3 separate regions of the Homo sapiens genome follow, and regions 2 and 3 are each linked to region 1. Evidence: chromatin contacts called from ENCODE Hi-C or POLR2A ChIA-PET data. All regions are on one chromosome and are shown on one strand. Each heading gives the region's core, a stretch centred on a gene start or an enhancer-like site at or near the end of the contact. The rest is flanking DNA. Distances are from core to core; before and after follow the strand shown. Region 1 has its middle 230 kb from the start of IGFBP3. Region 2 overlaps TNS3 (tensin 3). Region 3 has its middle 280 kb from the start of SNORD151.

Evidence for each region. Hi-C counts contacts between places; a loop is a spot of excess contacts on that map. ChIA-PET counts read pairs that join two places held with the same protein, here RNA polymerase II (POLR2A). Pooled maps may share reads with other maps.
Region 2: a map with no recorded cell type shows a loop between it and region 1 (12-fold over the local background). The contact joins two enhancer-like sites. A Hi-C loop is called at or near these places in 1 of 37 single-sample maps with no recorded cell type. POLR2A ChIA-PET finds 5 or more read pairs at or near these places in 1 of 52 experiments (BJ).
Region 3: a map of HepG2 shows a loop between it and region 1 (4-fold over the local background). The contact joins two enhancer-like sites. A Hi-C loop is called at or near these places in 2 of 168 maps with a recorded cell type or tissue (HCT116 and HepG2) and 4 of 50 pooled maps.

The regions. Positions count from the first base shown.
Region 1 is chr7:46,151,650-46,156,614 of GRCh38, reverse strand. No RefSeq gene overlaps it. Among named protein-coding and RNA genes, the nearest start is that of IGFBP3, 230 kb to the right of the region's middle. RefSeq lists enhancers at 1,830-2,124, 2,272-2,341. Within about 2 kb of position 2,459, at least 5 of the 41 ENCODE cell types and tissues checked have a DNase peak (open chromatin) inside an H3K27ac peak, as active enhancers do.
Region 2 is chr7:47,404,045-47,409,009 of GRCh38, reverse strand. The region is part of intron 13 of TNS3 (tensin 3); the gene reads left to right. Among named protein-coding and RNA genes, the nearest start is that of SNORD151, 58 kb to the left of the region's middle. Within about 2 kb of position 3,014, at least 24 of the 41 ENCODE cell types and tissues checked have a DNase peak (open chromatin) inside an H3K27ac peak, as active enhancers do.
Region 3 is chr7:47,179,701-47,184,665 of GRCh38, reverse strand. No RefSeq gene overlaps it. Among named protein-coding and RNA genes, the nearest start is that of SNORD151, 280 kb to the left of the region's middle. Within about 2 kb of position 2,870, at least 6 of the 41 ENCODE cell types and tissues checked have a DNase peak (open chromatin) inside an H3K27ac peak, as active enhancers do.

The DNA of each region.
Region 1 (4,965 bases), core at 1,210-3,709:
GAGTTATAGTCTATGCTCTGTCACCACATTTCAGAAGTTGATGAACCTAGCAGACACTGTCATCAAGACAAGTTCCATTTTCCATCTTTCTAAGGAAGTTGTGAGGACGGAGCCATCTGTGCACTCTTCATGGAAACCATGGCCATTTGCAACAGCTGCCTGGGGAGAGCAAGTTCAGTGAGTCGGGAGGTTCCAATTTTGCTCTACCTATTTCAAGTTATCTAGTAAACTGCATGTGCTTCTGCTCATAAATTTCAGCAATCCCATTTTGGCTCCCAGACTTCCTGCAGAAGGGGTTATGATGTTATATGATTTAATGATCTGACAAAAGCTTTGTCCCCACAGCTACAAATCTTAGGCAATCATCTGTTCCAATGTAATGCTAACCTTATGGGTCCCCTGAGTGCAATTTTCATGGCTACCAGAGACTCCCTTAACTGGTATCTAGTTACATGTTTCGAGAAGCATGTTTTTCGTAATTTTTAATATAAACATTGCAGATATATCATGCTAATTGATACACACTACATATCTGCACCCTGACCCAAGGAGAAAAAAATTGGCAAACTTACAGACAAATTGGAGAAATATTCATAAGATGAGCTTGTTTTAAAGCAATATCTACATTATACATTTCTGAGAATATATTTTCAAATGAAATGTTTAAATTATGAGGTGTCTTTTCTTCTTCACTGGAGAAGAAACTGTCATTTTTGGAAAAAAGTCTATTCCACTTAACTATTTCAGAAAATTTTAATTATGTTAATTAGTCTAAAAACATCATGTGTGCATGTGTTTGTGCACATAAGTGTATATGTTTTTTAAGGAATAATGTTATGTTTGCAGAAAGCAAGGCAGAGAAGAATGATAATCCATAGCAATTAATCCCTGGTAACATTATAGGTTGACGTTTTCATTGCACTGTATTCATGATTCATAGAACTATCAAACTGCAAAGTACTCACATGTCATTTATTTGAACAAGCCTAAGCATAGGTGTCCAAAGTCCCTTAAGTGACACCCACAGAGACATTCTCCTGGTGCCTGACTGACTTTGCTAACAGTGAAGAAATATCTGTCTCTTGGGTTTAATACCTAGTGAATCTTACTGGCCACCCCCAACCAGGGGCTGGAGGGCAGGGGACCCAGAAATAACACTGGTAGAGGTCCGCCTGTTAGGGAGCACAGTAGGGCAGAAAGGGGTGCAGAGGAGGTCCCTGGGGCCAGCGGGGAATATCTGGCACACGCCAAATGCTCCTCTAGCCATTGGATGGCAAGAATTAAACAGTTCTTTGTAGTTCTCATTCAGAACTCTCAATCTCATAAAAAGGGATTAAGACCTAGATGAGGAAAGTGACCTCCCCAGGACCCCCAGAAAGGTAGCTGTGGGTCATCAGAAGACAGCTTTGAGACTCCTGGTACACAACTCTTTAGTCTGCTAGGTGGACTTGTCAGCTCCTCTTAGGGCAGAGATGATAGTCTGGTTGTGGAAGAGAACAGTGAAGTGTCCCTCACTTGGAGCCGACCCTGAATTCTGGCTTGAAGGATCTTGCAAGTTGTTTAATTGGGATAGTCACAGACAGCCTCTGCGTGCCTGAGATGAGTGGTCTCGACCTGAGGAGCAAAAAGGCAAATAGTGCTCCAGAACAAGTTAGCTCTTTTTAAGAAGCCAAAGTTAAAATTCTTGTAATCCTTTTTGGCTTGGAAATGGAAAAAAAAAATACAATCAGGAAAATGAGAATTAGATTTGCAAACGATATTTTAATAAAAATAGGATAATACAAAAATCTCATTTTAAAATTTGTTTAAAATGTATCCATTATGTTTTAATGATAACTCAGAGTTATCCCTGATGAGGCAACAGGAGGAGGCAGAGAAATGCCCCAACTTTTGAACTTTGTACGATGTACATGGGTGGCAAAGTTACCCAGAAACATGTGGCCTAAGCAGAAGCAAAGGTCACTGGTTTATACAAACTAAACAAAGTAGAGTGTCCTGAGGAACAGTGCACAATGCTGTCATCTAGCAACTGGGAGCCACTACTCTAGGGGCCTCTAGGGGTCTCTGACATCAGCTTTTGCCCTTAACTTCCCCCTGGCTACGTTTGAGACAGATGATCTTGTGGTGTAAGAAACCTCCAAGGCTGAGTCCCTGCCAGGTGATTCAGGGCCATGGAGAAAGCACTACCCTGCTTAGTAGAAATTCCTTCCCCAGAATCCTCGTTGGCTTGCCCTCAGGATTTTTTACTTTGTTTACTATGTTTTACTCAAAGGTGATATCACCCAAAAGGTGGGGAAGGCATTACACATTCTCTCCCCACACCATTTGGAAATCCCCTAACAAGCATTACTAAAGCCCAGCCCTGCTTAGCTGGTGAAATCTCACTAATCTCTTGCCCAGGGCACTGCAATTCCAGTGACTGGTCCACGTGGAGAATTGCTAAAGGAGGTTTCTGTGTGTGTTTCAGCTTGGTAGAGACAACTCAGCAGGTGATGCCTCCAGGCTGCCCTCAGGAGAGGCAGGTGCTTCACAGCTTCTGCTCTGCAGGCTCGACATCAACTTGTGACACTGTGGAAGGAGCGGGCACCTCACCCTCCACAGTGTGTGGCTAGAACAGTCATCCAGTCCACACAGCACTTTCTGTTCCACAACCAGCCCAAACTGCCTTTACAATGCATTAGAAAAGCCACCCTTCCTCCAGCAAGTAGTTGCTATCTGCTGCAACATAGTTGTCAGAAACATGTAGATCTACAAGATCTGTTTGTGTAGAGAGCCCCAGGATTTGATGCCCTAAATGGTGGGTGGACCAGGGAACATGACACTCCTTCACAGCTGTGGGACCTCAGTGTCAGAAGCATCAAATGATGTGTCTCACATTGCACTACCTAAAATGAGTTAGATTTAGTTCTGTGGGCTAAAAATGGAAGTGAGAAAGGAAAAAACAAGACTTAACACCACAGCCTGCTGATAATGGCCCGAATGTTTAGGAGAAATGACAATGTATCCTTAGAAGGATTTTTTGTTTTGTTCTGTTTTGTTTGTTTGTTTGTTTTTTGCTAAAGTCTCCAAGTTTTTCTTCCCCCTAACACAGGCAAATACACAGGAGTACCTGCTTTTCCTTTTAGATTTTCACCTGACTTTTAGGGTCACATGCATGCAAGCTGAATATGCTTTTCTTAGAGCCAGTGGGATTTGCAAGAGGAGTATGTCTACTGGCATTAAAATGAAAGTATTGTCAAAAATGTCAATGGTAGACCACCATAATGTGTGTGTTTGTGTGTATGGGCATGTGTGTGTGTGCGTGTGAGTGTGTGTATTAAAAATAAGTTTTGAACTTTCCTAGAAAATTTTTATGGTGGTCTACCGTTGACATTTTTTTGTGTGTGTCTACACAATTCAATATTACTCAGCAATAAAACGAAAGCCACTACTGATACACACATGAATGTGGGTGGGTCTCTAAAACAAGGCTGAGGGAAAGAAGCCGTGAAGTCTTTTCTACATGTATGCATTGGTTGGGTCGTTGGTTGGTTGGTTGGTTGGTTGGTTCTGACAGGAAGCATGTTGTTCTGGATCCAAGACAGACCTGATGATTCACAGAGCATCTTGTGTCAGTTCCCCATGCAGCCCCTCCCCATGGGACGATGCAAGAAGAGCAGTGGGCACCTACACATGTGATTTGGTTTGTGCCACAAGAAGGAGCTCCAAATCATAAATCTTGCAGCTTATGTGGGTGGCTGGTACAGCTGCCTGGCTCCCCCTCTGGAGGAAAGAGAGAAACCTGGTTTTTTTGTTTTTTTTTTTTTTTGACATAAACAGATCCTCTCAGGTGGGAAGGAGAAGCCTTCAGGTCCATTGCCCTTTGGAATGTAAGCTAATGGCTGCAGAGCAGATGAACCATAGTGTTTCTGGAATAACTCCCCATCTCTAACTTCCCAGACATGGTTACCATCAATCATCCTTCAGCCCAGGTGGCCAGGACTTTTTGCTTAAAAGCCCAGATCATGCAAAAACTTGAAAATATTCATGGAGTGTTGTTTTTTGACAGAAGCCAGACATAAAAAACTCCATACAGTATAATTTTTTGTTAGGAAATCTAAAACATCGAAGTGAATGTGTAGTCACTGAATGCAATCAGCAGCTTTCTGGGGCTGGGACAAGTTGGGTGATGGACAGTAAAGGGGAAATTTCTGAGGTGATGGGAATGCTCTATGTCTTAATTTTTGTCACAGTTTCACCACTGTAATATTTGTCAAGTTTCATCCAACTGAACAGTTAAAAGCAGAGCATTTACAGTCATGCTGGAATCCTCAGTAACATTGTTGACAAGTCCAGCTTGGACAGATTCCTTTGAGTTGTTTACATGGAGACTGGTGGGCAGCTTCCAGCCACACTGGCCAGTGCTCCTACTTCTATACCACTCTTTTATTCAACTTACATATAAATAGTCATGTACTGCATAACAACATTTTAGTCAATTATGGACTATATTATAGTGGCCCCAGAAGATGATAATACTGAATTTTTACTGTACTCTTTCTATGTTTAGATAAACAAATGCTTCCCATCGTGTTACAACTGCCTACAATATTCAGTATAGTCATATGCTGTACAGGTTCGTGGCCTAAGAGCAATAGGCTATACCATATAGCCCAGGTGTGTAGTAGGCTCTACCATCTAGGTTTGTATAAGTATACCCTGTCATGTTTGCACAATAACAAAATGGCTTAATGACACATTTCCCAGAATGCACCTCAGTTGTTAAGAGATGCATGACTGTGTATGACTTGTGTGCTTGGTTTCACGATATGTAAGTCAAATATTGCTATAGCAAAGGTACCAAAAACTGGAGCCTCTCATTTTCCATTTCTTATACTCTCAAGTCTCACACCTAGCAAATAACATGCTCTTTGAAATGATGATAATAATAATAATAACAGAATCTTATGTTTGAACACACTGCCA
Region 2 (4,965 bases), core at 1,765-4,264, 1.3 Mb before region 1:
TCTAGGCCCATGAGTGAAGTTTTTGCCCTAGAGGATCCCGTTGGGGACATGGGCTTTCTGGCAGGAGGGAACCTACTGATACCGTGTAGCCTACAGAGGCCTTGATGAGACGGGGTGGGAGAGGTCACAGGAGGACTCAGATGGACGTGTCCTGTGAGTTGGCTCCAGGTTGGAAGGGGTGTTATTATACAAACAGATGAAGCATCCCAGGCTTGAGGCACCCACAAAGGCTGATGCTGTTGTAAGGATGTCTGTCTTGCAAGGAAAGTCGTTGTCTTGGAAGGTTGAAACCAGATTTTGTAGGGCTTACATATTTGCATATTTTGTTTTGGGAAGTGTTAGACCTCTGCCTAGTGCAGGTTTGTAAGGATTAAATGTACTCAGTCACATAAGTCTCCCAGGACAGCGCCTGGCAGAGGATGAAACTGCATCGATGTGACCCTGCGGCATCACCAGGTCACTTTCCTCTATCGGACCAGACTGTGGCTTAGTCTTTGGGGCAGCCACTGCCTCTTCCCTCTGGAAGAGCCCCCAGCACCCCACCCACCCCATAGGCCCTCTCCCCATGGTGCTGCGTCTTATCCTGTCCCACCCTGTAGTGGGCACCGCAGCCCAAGCGTGTGGTCTGAGTAGACATTACATGCATCTCTGTTGTAGCAGTTGGAATGAGGCTTTGAGTGGGCGGTGTGGGTGGGACTTGGAAGGGGTGTGGTGGAGGTGTGGGTTTGGCACTTGATAAATGAGGCAGGCCCAGGAACAGGGTGGGGCAGGGCAGAGAGGGGCCGTGAGTGGGTGAAGGAGGCGGTGGCCTCCTTTCCTCAGTGTCCCACCTGCAGCCCTTGGGAGTGTTCCCAATGGCCTCCAGGCCACCCTGGGCTGGCGTTCTCCAGCCTGCCATCTCCTCCTGGTCTTCTACCTGTTGCTGGCTCTAACCTGCTTGGCATTCAGACTCTGTGTCCCTCAGGCCACTGGAACCCGCCAGCCGCCTCTTGCTGCCCCAGCTGATCCCGCCATTCTGTCCCCAAGCCCTGCTGATCTAGCACTGTCCACCCACCCTGGCCCTGACCTCTCAACTCAGGCTTCACCCTTTGGTCTCAGCTTAAACAACAGAGGTGATTCTCCCACAGTCCTGGAGGCTGGGAGCCTGAGATCCAGGTGTGGGCAGGGTGGTTTCTCCTGAGGCCTCTCTCCTTGACCTGGAGGTGGCTGTCTTCTCCCTGTGTCCTCACCTGGGCTTCCCTCTGTGTGTCTATGTCCTCATCTCTTCTTACAAGGACACCAGTTATCATTCATTCGGGCCCAGCCTAATGACCTCATTTTAATTTACCTTTGTGAAGACCCCATCTCCAAACACAGCCCTATGCTGAAGTGCTGAGACCTTCAACTTATGGATTTTGGAAGGACACCATTCAGCCTGTAACAAGTCTGTTTATTAAATAAACCTCTCCTAGAAAGTTTAGTAAGATTACTAGCGCAGTCAGGTGCCATTGACGGCCCAGTCCCTGTGGCTGTGGTTTGTCACCAGCCTTTATCCTGAGCACGTTCAGCGTGCGGCCTGCATGAGAAGATGCGGTGGACACGTGAGTGGGCAGTGCAGGGCTCCTGCTCCCGGGAGTCTGGGTCCTTCAGGGAGATGAGCATGCAGATAGCTAGGGCAGGTGGAACTGAGCATGGCAGAAGGTGCGCGGCGGCAAGAGCTAAAGGTTAGGTGGGAGAGATGATTTCCAGCGTGTCAGAGAAGGAGTGGCTTCACAGCAGAGCTCACATCTGTGGTCGACCTGGAGAGTAGAAACCCAGGGTGTCACTGCCAGCACTCCCATCAGAGTCGGGAGTGCATCTTTTGCCAAAGCCCAGAAATCTCAGTGCTGTTGACTCCCTCTGAAAACGACCTAAGGGAACAACACAGGAAGAAAAAAATGCGGTTGCACGTTTCTCATTATTGGCAAAGCATCCCTAGAGAGGAGCGGGAGCCATCCCCTCCTCCCGTTCATGCTTCTTCTGGGTGTTCTGAGGGTGTGCAGGGCAGGAGCAGCACCGGATTCCTCCTCTCCAGCCTCTTCCGACCTTCCAGTGACCCACTCTGCCATGCTCAGCACAGGATGCCCACGCCGCCTTCACTTTGCCCTTCCTTCAGTTTTTCCCTGTGCCTGCGTGACGTGCCCTGCTGCAGGTTCACTGAGCAATCCTTAAGTTGAGAAGGCTGTAGTGGGGGAAGAAGTTACAGGGCCTTTTCTGTGTAAAGTTCAGATATGCAGGTGGTTTTATTTCTTTTGGCAACAGTCATGGCTTGGAGAGGATCCTAACGAGCAGAAAGCATGTGCATAGATTTACACCCTGAAGACTGCAGATGGCTTGGTGCCCTCAGTCTGGGTGTTTTCTGAGGCTGTCTGTGTACTTTTGAAGGCGGAAAGTGGCTTCCCAGGCGGGGTAGCCATCCTTAATCCTCCTCCTTCAAAAGGCCTCTTGTCCTCTTTGAGTTTTCCCCTCCGTGGTTCTGGTGTCTGCCTTGCCTGCAGGGACATCTGCCTGGCTTTCCTCATGAGGGCCTCTGCACTGGGACTTACTGGCAAAGATCACAGTGGTCAAGTTCACAGAGAAGGAAGGGCCAGAGTCAAGTCTAACTGCAGAAAGTGACTTGGGAAAACAGAGCCCCACTTGCCACTCCCTGGACTCAGTTACTAGCAGATGGAGCTGCTGCAGGCAACAGCAAAGCTGACCTTGACCCACCGTCTGCCTTCGCCTCGACACAGCCAGCCCATCCCTGCTTGGCCCCTCCCAGCTGCACACCTGACCCATCCCATCTTTGCAGTGTGCTTTTCCCAAAAGGTCAGATTCTTAAGTCTGCTCCTTTCAAAAGGGCAGAACCTCAAGAGGTTTAGTAAATATGGCATTGTCAGACAGTGCCATGGGGAGGGCAGCCGAGGCGTTATGTAACCCTGTTCAGGAATTCATGCGGGCAGCGGGCTCATCAGGAGTCTGGCAGGGCTCCAGGGGCCTGATCCGGCTTGCTCCCTCCCTGGTCTCGGCTCTCAGGTCCACAGTTTGTAAACACATGCTTCATCTTGCTGCCCCTGCTTGGACAAATCCACGGCCACTTGAATTTTGTGTTCATGGTTGCTGGCTCTAGAACCTCGCTCCAGTGACCCGACTTGTAAACAAAGGTGTTGCCTGCTCAAGAAGTTTTCACAAACAAATAGTGCTGTTGCTGGTTGTTTCTTACCGAGGGCACTTACATAAGGCCAGGGAAAATGAAAGTGTTCTCCTGAGACTCTGCCCCAGGAGAGGTTTCTACAGATCTCTGTTGGACGCATCACAGCATTATTTTGTGATTGCCTTTTCCTCTCCCTTTTAGACTGGGCTGGGTCTTAATCCATGCTGTCATCTCAGCATAGTGGACTTGGTTGTGTTTTCGTTTGCAGCCAATATTTACCCACCTTTCAATTGCTTTAGGTCATGAATTACAATATTGCGAACATCTGAAGTCATTTTCAGCTCCAAGTGAAGAAATCATGGTTAGTGTTGGCCCTGCCTGACTTAAGTCTTTGACCTATGGGGCTTAGCTATCTAACTTTTTACCCTCCAAATATGCGGTTGTAACTCATTCTCTGAGTTCACAGATTCCTTGAGGCCTGCGTAGACAGTTGCCTGGGCCACCAGTGGAGCATTGAGTGAGAATGTTACTCTTTTCTGTTAGGGATGCTTTGAGGGTTCTGCTCTTTTGCTTAGTAAATTTAGGGGAAGCAGAGCTGAATAGGAGCTGCCCAGCAACGGCTGGCATTGGGGGATGATAGGAACCTGAGGGCTGACTTCTGAATTGGGGACTGGCATTCCTGGGGCTGATACCTTAAGCCTTGACTCTCTTGGTACATGGTGCTTTTTCTCTTGTTGATGGAGAGTTTGAAATAAAAATACACTTATGTGGCCTAAAGTTAAGCAAGTCATCAGTGTCTTTAAACACTGGATTGAGGGATAACTTCTTTGAGAATTCCATGTGTCTGCCTTCGACTTGGTGTACTCCAGGAGCAAATGAGGTCAAGGCAGGGCTCCGTTCCTGGTCACCAGCAACTTGTCCAGTCCAGTCAAGGGCACAGGCATATTTTTATTTTTATTTTTATTTTTATTTTTTGAGACTGAGTGTCTCTCTGTCACCCAGGCTGGAGTACAGTGGTGCAATCTTGGCTCACCGCAAGCTCCACCTCCTGGGTTCATGCCATTCTCCTGCCTCAGCCTCCCGAGTAGCTGGGACTACAGGCGCCTGCCCCCATGACCGGCTTTTTGTATTTTTTTAGTAAAGACGGGGTTTCACCATGTTAGCCAGGATGGTGTCGATCTCCTGACCTTGTGATCCGCCTGCCTCGGCCTCCCAAAGTGCTGGGATTACAGGCGTGAGCCACCGCGCCCGGCCGGGCACAGGCATATTTTTATACCACTATTAGAAAATAAATTTTGGCGATGGTTTCTGAATTGCCTCATCAGACTAAAAGAAAGCAAGAGTGCTTACAGGCCTTCCCATTGAGATCATCATTCACCCTATATGTTTTTGAGTACCAAGTGCCCTCTCTCTAGAAGCTTATGCCCTTTAAATAATATATTCATATAAATATAGCATATCATTATTGGATAATGAATTATATTAATATGTAGTGCTAATTTAATCTTTATAACAACATAGCCAGGTCAATATCATAATACTCATTTTGCAGTCAGAGAATTTAAAGTCTAAAGAGGCTGCAACTTTCTCAAGATCTGAGTGCTCCCAGCGATTTGTGATGTCAACATCACACCCACGTACTTTTGTGGTTGGCTCTATGATAGCATGGTGACAGGCTGTGCGCAGCCTTTGTTGTGGTGCTTGCTATTTCTTATTTCATTTTTCTATGCTACAAAATTGTGACTGCACATCTTTGAGTTGTTATTTTAAATGCAGATATTCTAAAATCTGAAGGCAAAGGATCAACATATTCT
Region 3 (4,965 bases), core at 1,621-4,120, 1.0 Mb before region 1:
CTGACTTTTTATTCAGGCAATAGTATGTGTTTGAAACATTGTAACTTGTTGATGTAACTGTAGTTTATTAATTTCTCTGGTTTGGTCTTATGATTTTTCTTAAGCCTGCAGATGTGGTGAGTTCATTTACTGGTATTGCTCTATGATATTTCATGTGCGAAGAAGATACCACAACCTGTTTATTAATTGTACTCCCGAGGGAGTGCTGGCTGTTGCCTTCCCTCCTTGGTTTCCAGTGGGCAGAGAGCCATTCTGCACAGCTGGCCGTCTCCCAAGCACATGGGCACTTGTCTCTTTTGGGTGGAATGACTGTGTTGTAGAGTCTGTATATGCTCTGTTCTGTTAAATTTTGTCAAATTGATTTTCCAGGTGGTTGGGCCACGTTACCTTCCAGTTGGAAGTGTAGGGGGGTTTCCACTGCTCCACATCCTCACCAATGCTTGGTTTCTTATTTTTTATATTTTGCCAGTTTGATGGTTCAAAGGGGCACTGGATCGTGGTTCTAGTTTACATTTCTCTGGTACTGACGAGCCCCTTGGGGATAACTGGAGAGACGCTGAGTGACAGCGGTGGTCAGAACTGGATTCTGTAGGACGGGGTGGGGAGGAGTAGAAGGCTGCAGTGGCGGGGGGTGGGGCAGACGTGGGTCTGGCGCACATTCTTTCTGCTTTTTTCTCATTTGTATTGGTTCCAAGTTCAGTCTCAGAAGAATCACATCAATTCTGACTTGTAATTCTAGAGATCTCTATTTTCCAGAAATTTTCTATGAGAATCTTTGAAGCTTGAGGGCTGTGATTTTTCTCCAGGATGAAGGTTAAACCCTGTAAATGTGCAGAACGTTCTCCTAACAACCCATTCCAGTAAATGGTGCATGACAGGTGTGTAGGGCACTGTGGGTGAGGCTGAAGCATCACCCCAGATGCAGGGGTACATTCCTAGGAGCACAGACATGTGAACATGCTTCACCCTCCACATCTGACCCTGGGACTCACCCACTTCTCTCTACTCCCACTGCTCCCCTGGTCAGATGGCCCATTAGAAGGCTCAGGGAATGGTACCTTACTTTCATATAAAGCTGCCTTTACTGAATTTGCATATATTAATGATAGTATTCCAGCTTGACTGAAGCTGGGTGTGAGGTTTGTGTCTCATGGAATTGTTCTGGGAACTTCCCAGAAGGCATGTGAACTCTCTGACAACATTATAGGTACTCAATAAAGAGTAGCTAGTATCAATTTGCCATGTCTAATTGAACAAATACTATGACTAATTAACATGCTAAATGCAGGAGGTATGGTGATAAATAAAACAGTGCCTTGTCCCCTGAAGCTTACATTCTACTAGGGGAGACAGCTGCACACGTGAAACATATGAAGACATAAGGCAGTTTCAGATAGTGGCCCTTCCAACAGGGAGAGCCAGGTGGCAGAGTGAAAAGGAGAGGAGACAGAGCATTCCAGACAGAGGCAGAAATACCTGCAAATGCTCCCTGGTTATGAGCTCTGTGTGTTCTGGCAACAAGAGAAGTCAGGCAACTGCAGTGATGGTGAAGGTTAAAGGTCATAGAGATGTGAGGCTCCACCAATCCCAGGTGTGGGCCAAGGCACAGAGAGGGGAATGCTCTCTGTTTGTGTCTTATATCAGCATTTTGTGATAGGGTTCAAAGTTATACTCTCTGAGGGCTCCCACTTCCAGATCTAACAATACGGTAGATGCTGGGGAGGCTTAGGGTCTTCCTTGCTCCAACCCAGCCTGGGCAGGAAGAAACTTTTGATGCCTGCCATGGGGCAACATTAGCAGCCTCAGCTCACTCCAGCTCTTGTCCGGTATCTCTACTTGCATCCCATCAGTGGGACCCCAAACAGCTCTGGGGACCCCAGGGTGCAGGAACGATGCCCATCATCATGCTGGGCACCATGCTGTGCTATGGAGACCCTGTTGTCACAGAAGTAAACCATTGCCCAGTGGAGGAGGCCTACCCCTTTCCTCTTCCTGTACCATCACTCAGTGTCTGTGGTCCCCACCCCTGGCCTGGGGTTCCAGTGAGTCGTGGGTAATACTGGGCACACATTTATGAGTGTTTCTTACATGTGAATGCCATATGTGCCCCAGTGGAAAAAAAAATAAGGACTCATTTAAGTTTTTTATTATTTGGATCTTTTCCTGACACCTGAATGATGAGCATTGGAATGTTCTCACCAAATTTGTGTTATATAAGGACTACTTCTTGAATGTAAGATTTCAAAGGATGCTGAATTAGAACTTTGGCAATAGCAAAATACTTTTTTCCAAACCATCCCAAACTCTCCATGGATGGTGGCTTGTTTCCAATTTGGAATGGCTTCAGTTGAAGATGTTTTTTGCATTGGTCTTTGTGTTCACAGTCCCTGGTGAAGGGGCTGATAGGCTTAAAAGCAGCATTTGGGGAGAGAGAGAGACACACACAGAAGGAGAGAGGTAGGAGGGAGAGAGGCAGAGCGAGCAAGAGAGAGCTGTACTGTGTTCTTTCTCAGAAAGTACCTGGCAGGCTGGAAGCAGCTCATGTGCCAATATTTGAAAACTATAAATAGAGTCCTTTGGGATTGGCTTACATGAATTGGTAGGAATGCCAAGCTTGGGAAGCTGCTGGGGCATGGTGGGGGGAGAGCAGGGAACAGTGTGCTATTCCTAGGACAGGTAACGCCTCTCTTTAGTGTAGTGGGGAGGGCCCTAGGCGGACTGCAGAGAGGAGGAGCTGAGGTACAGGTGCACTGTCAGGTCAGACATGTGAGCAAGTTGGTGAGAAAATTCATTTGTTCAGCTTCATACTTGGGAAGCAGCTGTAGCATTCAGGGTGGGAATTCTCAGTCCTGCTGCAGCTGCAGCACTCAGGGAAGGACTCTGGGGCCGGGCTGGGACAGGGCTGAGCAGGGAGCTGGATTGAGGGAAGTTTGAAATCACGGATCTAGCTAACTCTTCTAATTTGATGATGGGGAGACTGAGGCTTGGCCCTTTGTTCTTTTTCCTGCACCACTGCCAATCTTTCATGGGGTAAAGACCAATTTTAATGCAGTTCACTGAGATTCTTCTGCCCATCTGTGGAGGAGGTTGGTTGGGGGGCCTGGACACAGGAAGACTGCCGTCCTCAGCTCCCCTAAAAGCCACTGCAGCACGGGATGCCTGGACTGGCTTCTCTCCAGCTTCATCTCAGAAGATAAAATGTCAAACTCAGAGCTATCCCACGCTTGTCAAAATGCGTCGCAAAGAAAACTCACGGAGACAAGCACCTAGGCATTTGCTAGTGTTCAATACTGTTCATTTGGTCCCAGCCTTAAGCCACATCATCAGAGTGCTCTGGGGACCACATGGCTTTCTTTTATTGCAGTACTTTTCCTGAATGCTCCTAAAATGTAATGTACATTGCAGGGACATTCTAAGACAGAGCCCTGTAAAATGCATGACTTTGCTCGCCATGAGGACATCGGTGAGGCTGTCCTTGACTACGCTACATCATGATCTCTGTATAAAGACCTCAGGGAGAAACCTCTGACCTCTCTTTGACTTGCTGTGTTTCTCCTTGGGCAGCCAGCTAACCTTTATACTGCAGACTCAGGAAATGGTGCCACTGATTCCGTGTCCCTTGATGCACTGGTTATACAATCTCACAGCCCAATATGCCCCCTCTTCTCTGCAAGTGCATGGTTATACCTACTTGTGGTCTTCATCCTTTTTTTTCCTTCCTGGCCATTGTGAGTCTGTCCATCTATGTGAGAGCTCTGGGTTCATCCTGAGCCATCCTGGTGAGGACGGAGAGTGTTTGGAGCTTAGGTCCCACCACCAACCTTCTTCCCTTTCTTTCTCTCTTTTTCTTCCTTGCGACCCTTCTAGCATCTCACTTCCTTCCTTGCCTAAGAATCTCATCCTCTAACTGCCTCTGACTCACTCTGGGATGATCAAGCATCTTTGGGATCTAATAGTCCAAGGTCCCAGTCCCAGTTCTATTGCTTATTACTTGGGTAACTCTGTATTTGTGGTTTAGCCTCGCTGAGCCTTAACTTTCTGCCAAATGAGGTAGACATAACCCTACTGAGGGCTAACACAGGGGAAAGCCGTAACCATGGCTGATCCATTATGGTTGCATCAGAAAAGCCAATTTCCTTGTCAATCAATGCCAAAAGCACTCCCTTCTGCATTAATCAGACCCCATCTGCCCTGCAATTTGTTTCTTAGAATTCAGAACAAAACAAAACGAAGCACAGAAGCCTCTGGCCATCCCCTTCATCCAGCAGATGGCAGTCTCTGATCAGGAATCTCTTGGCCTAGCTGCCATGGGAAACTGCTGCCCTATAGAGGATTTGTCCAAGAAAACCCAAATAAAGAAATATTATATATTATTTTCTACGAAGAACTTGTGTAATGAAGAGGAAACACTTTCTCCCAAGCAACTGATGTGGATTTCTCTTAGGTTTCTGCAAAATGCAGGTGATAACCCTTGAGGTCGCACGCTTTGTTTTCCGGGTGCATTGCCAGGTTACAGGGCACACCTATGCTCTAAGAGATCCACGACAGCTAGGAGATGGCTTTCCCTTGTTCTTCCTGATTTTCATCTTGGTATTTTCTTAGAAAAACAACAAAAAAAAGGCGCTGTGTCCTTGGTTACTGTGACAGCTGTGACTGGGATCGTCAGGTGGGAAAGGGGTCAGGTTACTTTCCACAGAAAAAACAGAAAACATCTGGTGCTGACATGCTGATGAATCTTCCTTCAGCTGCTATGGAAAATCTGGGACTGGGGTGGGGGTGTGGAGGCATTCTGCTGGCTCATGCAGAGGGGGAAGCTGAGAGGAACTGGGCTCATCTGCAGGTAGCAGGGCCTGGCCCCCTCCTCTCCTCACCCTCCTCCCCTTCTCTTTCTCCTTCTGCACTCACACATGCATATTCTATCTTTCACTTTTTCTATCTGGATGCAGGGGTAGCCAGCCAAGTGGA